Regions from separate parts of the Homo sapiens genome. Here region 1 is linked to region 2. Evidence: chromatin contacts called from ENCODE Hi-C or POLR2A ChIA-PET data. All regions are on one chromosome and are shown on one strand. Each heading gives the region's core, a stretch centred on a gene start or an enhancer-like site at or near the end of the contact. The rest is flanking DNA. Distances are from core to core; before and after follow the strand shown.

The links. A loop is a pair of places that touch in the nucleus more often than their neighbours do. ChIA-PET counts read pairs that join two places held with the same protein, here RNA polymerase II (POLR2A). Pooled maps may share reads with other maps.
Region 1: a map of B cell shows a loop between it and region 2 (2.1-fold over the local background). The contact joins two enhancer-like sites. A Hi-C loop is called at or near these places in 8 of 168 maps with a recorded cell type or tissue (B cell, CD14-positive monocyte, Caco-2 and 4 more), 27 of 37 single-sample maps with no recorded cell type and 17 of 50 pooled maps. POLR2A ChIA-PET finds 5 or more read pairs at or near these places in 15 of 52 experiments (CD4-positive, alpha-beta T cell, CD4-positive, alpha-beta memory T cell, CD8-positive, alpha-beta T cell and 9 more).

What each region holds. Positions count from the first base shown.
Region 1 is chr6:11,370,683-11,376,619 of GRCh38, reverse strand. It overlaps a transcript of NEDD9 not described here. Among named protein-coding and RNA genes, the nearest start is that of NEDD9, 140 kb to the right of the region's middle. RefSeq lists enhancers at 5,385-5,884, 5,885-5,937. Within about 2 kb of position 2,264, at least 4 of the 41 ENCODE cell types and tissues checked have a DNase peak (open chromatin) inside an H3K27ac peak, as active enhancers do; they include CD14-positive monocyte, where a contact is called at or near this core.
Region 2 is chr6:11,327,575-11,333,234 of GRCh38, reverse strand. The region is part of intron 5 of LOC105374925 (a long non-coding RNA gene); the gene reads right to left. It also overlaps a transcript of NEDD9 not described here. Among named protein-coding and RNA genes, the nearest start is that of NEDD9, 98 kb to the right of the region's middle. Within about 2 kb of position 2,659, at least 6 of the 41 ENCODE cell types and tissues checked have a DNase peak (open chromatin) inside an H3K27ac peak, as active enhancers do; they include CD14-positive monocyte, where a contact is called at or near this core.

The sequences.
Region 1 (5,937 bases), core at 1,015-3,514, 44 kb before region 2:
GATTTAGGTTGCTGGAAGTAGCCAAGTCACCTCTTGAATGCTTTGCTGCTTAGAAATTTCCTCTACTAGGTAGCCTGGGTCATCACTCTTAAGTTCAAACTTCCACAGATCCCTAGAGCATACAGTGCAACCAAGTTCTTTGTTAGGGCATAATAAGAATGACCCCATTCCATTTCCCAAAAACTTTCTCATTTCCATCTGAGACCTCATCAGCCAGAACTTCACTGTCCATATCTGTATCAGTATTTTGGTCACAACCATTTAACCAGTCTCTAAGAAGTTCCAAACTTTCCCTCATCTTCCTGTCTTTTTCTGAGTCCTTTAAACTCTTCCAGCCTCTCCCTTACCCCGTTCCAAAGTCACTTCCACATTTTCAGTTATCTTTATAGCAATGCTCCACTTCTCAGTACCAATTTTCAATTTTCTGTGTTAGTCCGTTTTGCATCACTATAAAGAAATACCCAAGGCTGGGTAATTTATAAAGAAAAAAAGTGGGGACCGGGCACGGTGGCTCACGCCAGTAATCCCAGCACTTTGGGAGGCCGAGACGGGCGGATCACGAGGTCAGGAGATCGAGACCACCCTGGCTAACACAGTGAAAGCCCGTCTCTACTAAAAATACAAAAAATTAGCTGGGTGTGGTGACGGGCGCCTGTAGTCCCAGCTACTCAGGAGGCTAAGGCAGGAGAATGGCATGAACCCGGGAGGCGGAGCTTGCAGTGAGCCGAGATCACGCCACTGCACTCCAGCCTGAGTGATAGAGTGAGACTCCGTCTCAAAAAAAAGAAAGAAAAAAGAAAAAAGGGTTGATTGACTTATGGTTCTGCAGGGTATACAGAAAGCATGGTGCTGGCATCTGCTTCGGGTGAGGCCTCAGGAAGGTTACAATCATGGCGGAAGGAGGAGCCAGCATATGACATGGCAAGAGAGAGAGAAAAGGACAGAAGGGAGAGGTCCCAGAGTCCTTTAAACAACCAGATCTTGGGTGCGTTAACTGAGTGAAAACTCACTCACCATCAAAGGGACAGCACTAAGCCACTCATGAGGGATCTGCCCCCATAATCCAATACCTCCTACTAGGCCCCACCTCTAACACTGTGGATCACATTTCAGCGTGAGATTTGGAGGAGACAAACATCCAAATTATATCACCTACCACAAAAGGAACTATTGTCTTAAAATTTTGTTAGTCATTCCCTTACTTTACTTTTTGATTGGCCTCCTAGGTCTAAGTGTATGCATAGACATATATGCATAGGTATATATACAATTTGCATATAGTCAATTTCTGCCTGTTTGGGAACTGTAAGTAAATATAATCATACATAAGCATTCTTCCAAGACTTGCTCTAGGGTCAACATGATATTTCTGAGTGTTATCCATGTTGATGCCAAGAGATGTTGATAATTCATTTTCACAGCTGTATAGTATCCTATTGCATGAATGTATGACAGTCTATCATTTCTATCAGTTGGCAGTGCTAAGTCATTGACAAAAATGATGGTTCAGAGTTAGGATTTCAAGAAGGCACAATTGCCACCAAATTTATCCCTGTTTCATGCACAAACTACTTGAGCAGAGAAGTGAAAATTTTGCCTCAAGTTAGAAGCAGGTTTTAGCTAGGGGACATCAAAGGAGGGAAGGGGTCTTAAATGGGAGAGGAAGAAAGGGCTAAAGTGACTCCCCAAGATTAAAAAATAAAAACAAAAAGAAAAAAAAGAATCTTCCTGGACAGACAATTTGTGACTGGGCTAGCCCATGCTGATTGTGGGCAAATTAAGGCTTTCACTCTCACTGTCACTTCCCCTCCAGATAAGCCCTTGGGGAAAAGTTCTATATGAATACTTAATTTACAAAAGTATTGTTCCCCAGACCAGCAGATTGGGTTCCATGAAGGTCCATCACTTTGCTTGATCCTGAAGAGAACCAAATTTCATATAGTGCTCATCTATAAGCTTCCTATTGATGTATTTTTTATATTCACCTTTTTCTATAGCATATGCGACTATGCAGCTACCACACAGTTATCAAATAGTAGTGTCCATGAACCTTTAGTAACCTTTGACTAGTTTCCATGACTCTGAAATTCCCCACCCACAGCTTCACTTGTAAAGAGTGGAAATATTTAGAGGAAGTGAGACTATCAGCAGCTCAGCCTCACCATGGGAAGCATTTTCTCCTCAAAGCACAGTAGTATGCTGGTGCCTTCTGTCACACTATCAGGACATGGCTTTAGCAAGTACAGTGTCCTCTCAGCACCTGTTCCTCATGCAGGTGCTTTGCATCATATAATCGTCGAAACATTAAGGAAGTAATGCTCTTTGTCACTCCACCGGAGTGGAGAAGTTAAAGTCAAGAGTGTACTTCAGGGGTTGTATCACTGGTTTGGCTTTAGTAGTTGTGAGGTCTTGATGGGTGAGAGTGATCCCTGGCAAATGACATATATTGATTGATTCATTGAGTGAGCAAAGGAGTAAGGTGGGTGTATTAGGGTTCTCCAGACAAACAGAACCAATGGAATGTGTGTGTGTATATATATACATATATATATAGAGAGAGAGAGAGAGAGAGAGATTTATTTTATGAAGTTGGTTCACACAATTATGGAGACTGGCAAGTCCAAAATCAGCAAGGCAGGCTGGCAAGCTGGAGATCAGGGAAGAACTGACATTGCTACTTGAGTCCGAAGGCACTCTGCTAGCTGAATTCCTTCTTGCTCTGTGGATGTCGCTCTTTTTTCTATTAAGGCCTTCAACTGATTGGAGGCCCACCTACATTATGGAAGGTCATTTGTTTTGCTCAAAGCCTACTCATTTAAATGTTAATCTTTTAAAGAAGATAGCTTTGCAGTGACATCCAGAAGAATGTTTGATCAATATCTAGGTACCTTGGCTTAGCCAAGTTAACACGTAAAATTAACCATCTCAGATACTGTATCCATTTCAGAAAATAATTTAGTAGATATTAATATTTATTGAACATCTGTTAAGGACTCTGTATGGGCCAGGCACCATATTAGGTGCTGGGGATTCAGCAGGAAAGCCAGCCAGACAAAATCCCTATTTTCAAGAAGCTTACATATGGAAGGGTGGAGGTTTGAGTAATTAAAACACTCGCAGTAGTTTTCATGCCTTCAAGAAGCACTGCAGATACAACTCAAGTCAATCAAATCCATTCTCCCATATACATATGGTATTGGGGTATAGTGAAAAGAGGAACAGAGGTTCTGACTTCCTGGACTTTGTCTTCTACTGAGGACCTCAGGTCTAAATTATATGATGACCATAGACACATTTTAACAATTATATACAACATGTTATTCATTATGTAGCTTTCAAAAGCACATATAATTCAGTTATAAAGGATGATGAAAATTAACAAATTGCATACAATTGTATTAAAAATAAAGTGACAAAGGTATTTTGTACATGATTATTTCATTTTCTTCATGAGTTTTTTTTTTTTAATTTTTATGGCAAAACAGTTCAAGGAACCACTTAACGAAGGTGTTTGATTTCAAAAGAATTGATTTGGGAAGACAGAACTGCTTGATGATGTCTGTTTCTTTGTTAGCTTTAAGTAACTGGTTTACTCAATTGGCCTCTTCCTTCATTGTGTTTTGGAGTTTTTTTGACTGAAGCAAAGACAAGCATTAAAAATAAAGACATTGGTTTATGTTGTTTAGAACTGAGAATCCATTTAAAAAAAATGAATTGGAGTATCTATGCCAGATTGCTCTTACATGATATATGTGGCCATGGGCAGAGGAGGGTTGCATTCTTAATTTATGCCCTGAAAGAATATCAGGCTTATTTCTCAAAAGGAAAAATACAAATGGCAAGCAGGTATATGAATAGGTGCTCAACATCACTGATCCTCAGAGAAATGCAAATCAAAACTACAATGAGATATCATTTCACCACAGTTAAAATGGCTTATATGCAAAAGTCAGGCAATAACAAATTCTACTGAGGATGTGAAGAAAAGGGAACCCTCATATACTGTTAGTGGGAATGTAAATTAGTATAACCACTGTGGAGAACAGTTTGGAGGTTCCTCAAAAAACTAAAAATAGAGCTGTCATATGATCCAGCAATCCCACTCACATATACCCAAAAGAAAGGAAATCAATATATTAAAGACATATCTGCAGTCCTGTGTTTATTGCAGCACTCTTCACAAGTGCCAAGATTTGGAAGAAACCTAAGTGTCCATCAACAAATAAATGGATAAAGGAAATGTGGTACATATACACAATGGAGTACTATTCACCCATAAAAAAGAATGAGATCCAGTCATTTGCAGCAACATGGATGGAACTAGTGGTCATTATGTTAAGTGAAATAAACCAGGCACAGAAAGACAAATTTCACATGTTCTCACTTACTTGTGGGAGCTAAAAATTAAAATAATTGAACTCATAAAGACAGACAATAGAGGGATGGTTACCAGGGGCTGGGAAGGGTAGCGTTGTGGGTGGGGGGGATTATGGGGGGCAGGTAGGGGAGATAGATAATGAGTACAAGTCATAGAAAGAATGAGTAAGACCTAGTATTTGCTAGCACAACAGGATGACCGTAGTCGAAAATAATTTAATTGTACATTAAAAAATAACTAAAATATTGTAATTGGATTGTTTGTAACACAGAGGATAAATGCTTGAGGTGATGGAGACCCCATGTACCCTGATGTGATTATTACACATTGCATGCCTGTATCAAAACATCTCATATAACCCATAAATATATACACCTACTATGTATCCACTGAATTTTTTTAAAAAGAAAAAAAACAGCCTTTAATTAGAATATTTGCATGTCACAGGCTAGGGCTAATAATCCAATTAAAGTTTTAGGTAAGGGCTGGAGGACACAGGGATGTGTAGCACACGTTGATGTACCTCAAAGAGGGGAATTCTTCTAAGAAAGCGTCATCACGATTTCTCACCTGTTATCTACAACCTTCAACCCATTGCTCTAAAAAATCTTACATTTGAGTTGAAGAAAGAACAAATACGTTTGTAAAACAAAAATCACATTTAAAAAATAGCTAAATATGTTGCTAAGTGAAAGAAGCCAATCTGAAAAAGCTGTATATTGTATGATTCTAACTAGAACGTTCTGGAAAAGATAAAACTAGGGTACCAGTAAAAAGATCAGGGGTTCCCAGGGACTGCAAGGAGGGAGGGATGAATAGGTGAGGCATGGAAGATTTGAGGGCAGTGAAAGTCCTCTGCGTGATACGATAGTGGTAGAAGCGTGTCACTGTGCATTTGCCCAATCCCATAGAATGTACACCACCAGGTGCGAACCCTACTGTCAACTATAGACTTGGGGTCATAATGATGTGTCAATGCAGGTTTATTGATTGTAGCAAATGTGCCAGTCTGTGGAGGGAGGTCGACAGTGGGAGAGCCTGTGTGCATGTGGGAGCAGGAGGTATATGGGAAATCTCTGTACCTTTTTCTCAATTTTGCTGTGAACCCAAAAGTGCTCTAAAAAATAGTCTTTTTTTAAAAGGAGCTAAGTGGCCTCTTTGATGTTCCCCCAGAAGGCCAAGAAAGTGCCCAACACCGGACGTTTGCACTGACAGTCCCTCTGCCTGGAAGGACCTTCTGGGAGATCCCTGCCAGGCTCCGTCCCCTTCCTCATTCAGCTCTGGGCCACAAGTCACCCAATCCGCCAGCCCTCCCTCACATGCCATGCAAAATGGCCACGGGGTCACCTCTGTCACCCTCCCCGTTGTCACCTGTCCTCAACACCACCCGACGCCGTGCAGACTGACGTACTGGCTTATGGTCTGTTTCTGCCTCTGAACCGTTGGCTCCGTGGGTGGGTGAAGGACGTTATTTTGTCCCCTGCTGTGTTCTTGGCACATGGGAGGTGCTGGAGGGACATCTGCTGAAGGAACGAGTGAGTGAGCCAGTGAGTGGATCA
Region 2 (5,660 bases), core at 1,410-3,909:
GATGTTCCTCTTTTAATCTCATGGATGGAACCCAATATATTTCACTTTCTTCTTTGTGCTGATAGACAAAGCCTCGGAAAAAAATGCTATTTAAATAATAGCTTTCACTGACAGTAGACTCATGGGAAAATTGTCCTTCCTTCCTTCCCTCCCTCCCTCCCTCCCTCCCTCCCTTCCTTCCTTCCTTCCTTTTTTCCTTCCTTCCTTTTTCTGAAGTGTATGGACCATTATTGCTTTTACTTTGTCTTATTTGGCTTATGGGAAACCGTGGGACTCCTCATATATCTATGTGCTGAGCTGACATAAGGGGGACTATTAACCGCTTCTATGCAGCATTTATTTTGCTGAAGAGAAAACATGGAGTGTGGCTTTGTTGAAAAGCTCCCCATCATTCACAGTTCACTGAAACTCATCCATTCAATCATCAAGCACAGATCTACCTCTGCTCCACTTGTGCCTGGGATGGTGCTAGATGCTGAGAACGTGCCATTGCCCACATGTTCTCAGCATCTAGCAGAAGAATCAGTTCCAGAGCACACTCACCCAGCTTCTGGAATCTCACAGGTTAGTTGGGAGGTCACTTAAATAGAACACGACGTGTGCTGTAAACAAGTTAAGCACAGAGTGCAAAGGAGCATCTAATTCAAGAGCTGCTTAGGATGGTTTTGTAGAGAAGGCATGTATGATTCTAAAATGAAGGCATGGCACGTGCAAGGCTGTGGTGTTACAAGAGAACTTGGAGCATTTGGAGAAGCGGACGTAGCGCAATGTGAGGCGAGAGATGAGAGTGGTACATCCTAGCAAGGAAACTCCCAGTCTTGGAGGTAATGGAGAACCATTGATGAATTTTAAGGATTTTAAGAATAGGCATAATGTAGTCAAATTCACACTCAGTGAAGTAGTCCTTGAACCATTGTTCACTGCACCACATGGTCACAGTCTTATTAAGCTGACAGTTGAAAGTTTCATTGGAAAACAAACCTGGCAGTTCTTGAAATGGAAACATGAAGGTAATGCAGGGCCTACAACTCTAGGTTGCAAAAAGATCAAGGACATTTCATAGATCTTGCCTTACTTTTCCTCTTAGGGCAAAACACACATTACAAAGACCCTCAAATGATGCTCACTGTTACCAACATTTTTTTCTAATCTTACATCTTTCATCCTAAATGCTCATGAAAGACATGTTGCTTCTGGTTCAAACTTGGGCCAATGACAATGCTTTTCATGTTTGTTGACCCAATAATCAGCCATTGCACTCAAAGACTTAGAGCGGATCAGTTTAAAAACAGCTATTACTGCATTTGAACTACAGCTCCCCTCCAGCCCTCTGTATGTCTGGGCTTGCTGCTGCCACAGGAAAGCTCCTAGTTCTACCCAGGGAGGGATTGTGTTTCTCAGCCTGTTTCAGCACCAACCCGTAAAAGCTGCTTATGTCAAATGTCAGTTAATTGCAAACTTACCCGTGAGGTTTAATTGACCTTATTCCACAACAAGTGTGGCCATATGAAATAAACCCAAAGATTCATGATCAGGCAGGTCTAAGTGTTGCATTTTGGAGAATGGCAAGGGGTCGTTTTTGGAAGGAGATGGAGCACCTCCTATGCTAATCTCATGAGATTAGCTTTAAACATCTTCAGTTTCCTCCAGTCAATAATTTGTTATGGAACTGTCATTTTACATTTAAACATTTTTTGAACCCTTTTATTTTTGCACCCTTTAGCGTTGGGATAAAAAATTCTTAAGTCATATCTCCTCCCCACTCCCACCACCGCCACACTGTTTTATATAATACTTCCTTTTACTATTTTACTGTTTTAAATTTATCTACCTTCCTGTCCACACCCCCCACCCCCGCCTCACCCTGTTGCTTCAGAAAAACTCATGATTTGTGGAGGAGTAAATGCTCACAACTATCTATTCTCTCAGCCCTACATCTCTCTCAACTTGCGTCTCTCTGGACAGAACAATTTTTATCTTTTTAGCAATTCTTATACCGCAGTTCCCCTTCACTGCCATAATTCTGGTGAACTCACTGTTTGAGATCAGTCTCCACTGTTCCCCATGGAGATCACCAAAGCCGATACTACCAGAAGCTCACATTTGAGCCCTGCAGAACATTGAGGAAAAGAGCATTTTGGGTTTGGTTTGATTTGTTTCAGCTATTTTTTCCCCTCTCTAGAAACATGGGTAGGTGGAGCTTACCAGGTGAGGTTGCTGACTTTCTTCTCTAGAGTCTGTAGAGTAGAGTATCTACACAATATTCCATTTGTGAAAATTTGCACAATAGACTAGATAAACAACGGATTACGGAGAAAACAGCCCTAATACTCAGACCCTAAAGCAGTGCTAGGTTAACAACAAGGTGCTTACTTGCTTGGGGTGCCAGCCAAAGTCAGAACAATGAGGCTTTCATGGACTTATCCAGAATTTTATAACTGATAAAAAGAAATCATTTTATGTTTTGTGGTTTAGTATTGCTTTAATCTGGGTTTATATATGGGAGGAGGCACCAAAATATTTCAGTGCTTGGGGACTTAGACTAAAAGCCACAAGGAGGAAGAGAAAAAGCAGGAAACAGGCTGCCCTTTGTCACGGACCTTGTCTTTCCTGGCACTCTTTGGCTCTGGTTTTCACAGACATGAGTCTGATGAGAATGCTGAGTGATTGGCTTCCAGTCTCAGCAGAGTGTATATGAGGAAAGAAAGCACTGGTTGCCTTTGCTACGTCTAGCCTATGTCTCCACCTCCCCCAGTGTATCCTAGTTAGCCCCTCCCCAAGCTTACCCCCTGGTCATTCTCACGGGGTCCTGTTTTTTACCCTAGGCCTCTTAGTGCTCTCTGTTCCCGCCAAAATATCTTTCAGATCCGTTAGTCATATTAAATTAGCAACAGCTCTTTACAAGTTAAAGGTCTTCTCCCTCCCACAGATAATGTCATACCAACACGGGTTAAAGTCTTAGCTAAAGAAGGAGTGTCTAACTTTGGATTCTCAGTCATAAACCAGTGGAAAGGACATCTGACTAGGGGGCAGGTGATCTCAGTGCATCTAAGCTCCCGCTGTATGGACTCGTGCTGCCTAACAGAGTAGCTACCAGTTGCATGGGACGATTACAATTTAATTAATTAAAATTACATAAAATAAAAAACTCACTACCTCAGTCACACTGGCCACGTTTGACCCACTCAATAACCACATGTGGCTGGTAGCTCCCACATCGGACAGCACAGATACTGATCATTTCTGGTCTCACAGGAAGCTCCCCATTGGATGGTGCAAATCTAAGTAATTTCCTTCTTGGCTTATGCAAAGGCAAGGCCCTCCCCAGTGCAGGGTTGCTCAGGCTTAGCACTATTGCCATCTTGGACTGGATTCTTCTTTGTTGGGGGTGGGGATGTCCTGTGCATTATAGGATGTTTAGAAGCCTCCCTGGTCTCTATCCCCTACATGCCAGTAACAGCCACCGCCCCCCCCACCCAGTTGTGGCAGTCAAAAAACATCTCGAGACATTGCTAAATGTCCCCTAGGGGACCCCTACACTGAAGTTGGCTGGAGCTCTGGGGATCAGGGAGGACATCTGCAAGCGTGCTTATGAGTTGTAAGCTCTAAGAGGGGAGGGACATTGCACAGGGCAGGTCAGGCACATTGTAAGTGCTCTTAAAACATTACAGTTGAGAAGAATTTCAGAGTAACATTTATAGCCAAGAAAGATATTCTTCCCCCAACTTGGGCATTCCCTTGATGTTAAATTGTCCTGTGCGTCAAAACCCTAAAGAACTGCAGGGAAGCCTATAACCCCAAAGGAAGGCAGAGAAAGGTCCTGGGGGACAGGTTGTGGGGTGAGTTAACTTATTCCAGCCAAGGTGAAGGAGTTGCCCCGGGCTTCACTCTGAGACTTGGAGCCTAGTGTGCTAAGCTCCCAGTTCCCAAAGTGACCATTCCCACGCTGAATGTCATTACTGCCTCATCAGCAGCTTGTCAGCTGTAATTTCTAATCCCAAGCCGGGTCTCTCTTCCCAGGACCAAAGTCATAAAGATGTTTGCCCTTGCACGGGTGTTTGACATGTGCTAGGCCATATTTGTGCATTTGTCTTAGGGCCCTCTTGAGGGCTTAGCACTTCTCTCTGACCCAGGCAAGACTTTATGTGCTGTGCATTCCTCCTGAACATGATGTCATGCTTGTGCCTCACCATGGAATTCTGCAGCCAGGCACTGGGGCTCAAGTCCAAAGACGGGAAGACTTAAAAGGCTCAAACAAGCAAATGTTTGTCATTATTTAAGATTTTAAGACAACTGAATTCTGAAATGTTTATGGTCCTGGCCTCCTTTGTGGGTCATCAATGACCTCTTCCCTTTTAGGAGGTATCTCATGGAGAGGGCGTCTTGGCCTGCTCCCCTCTGGGGCCACTAACTCACACCAGAGCTGACTCAACCATTCCAGGGGAAGATTGGTAAGAAGTTTATTCACCAGACATGTCTAGCTGAAATGAATGAAATCAAACTCAGCAGAAGTCAACACTTAGCACGGAAGGCAAAGTAGAGACAAAGGGTCACCCGGCTGCTGCACACCGGCCTTTAGCTTTAGCTCAAGTTGTTCTGCTTTAAAGGACAATGCCAATCATCTCATAAGTAAATGAAGACAATGATTCAACAGTGCTGTCAAGTTTGAGAGAAAAGAGAAGCCATCCCTACACCCAACACTTAATATATTGTTAGGCTTGGGGTGGGTTGCCCAGTGCCTTCTGGGATGACCTGTGCTCTTTTCTTTTATCCAGGAGCAATTAGAATCAATCTGCTTCATCTGGAAGTTCTGCCCAAGGGTCTGGCACCATAGGAAGTTGTCCAGGATTATTTTAACCCTGTTACAGGATCCAAGTAATTCCTGATATGTATGAATGTAAAGCCCATTCTTGTATTCAGCGTTTCTCAGTGGAGATACTTTTGACATTTTGGGTGGGATGAATCTTCCTTATGGGAGTGTCTCCAGCACACAACAGGGCACAGAATGCAAGTGGTGTCCTCCTCTGGTCATTGTCACAACCATCCACCCACCAATGCACGCACTCCCAGGCACCACGTGGTGGGTGGCACTGCCCCCACTGAGCACATTGCAAGCTTATTGCCACAGAAACTAGAATGCTAGTACTACCCATGGGAGCAGGCAGCAGGCCTGTTCTTTATTTATTTCACTCTTTGATTCTGCAGACCTCAGATTTACCCACTGTTATTGATCTGTGGAAGGCTTTTGACTGTCCATTTTCCCCCTAGGGTGAGCTCATATAAGTGGAAGAGAAGCAAAGAGATAGCTGTTGCACAGCTGTTCCATTCCTGCTCCCTGTTGATCTCCTAATGTTGTGAATACACCCTAAGAATTCTCCCAGGTGTGGATTAAGACGACTTAAGCCAGGAGGAAATTTGCCCCAAGGCAAAGCATCCTCTTTTCCCTCTGCAGAAACTTTGTCCAGGCACCCTAGCATGAGGGATTGCCTCCCCATCTAACATCTTCACACAGGCCCTCTTGCTGGACCCACATTAATGGACGGCAGCTTCTGACTTCCAGCAGGCCCTCTTTCACTTTCCATCGTCTTTCTCTGTCTGTGTTTTATAGCATGAGGCACTGAAGTTATCAGGTGATCAGAGAAGACTAGAACTGGATATAA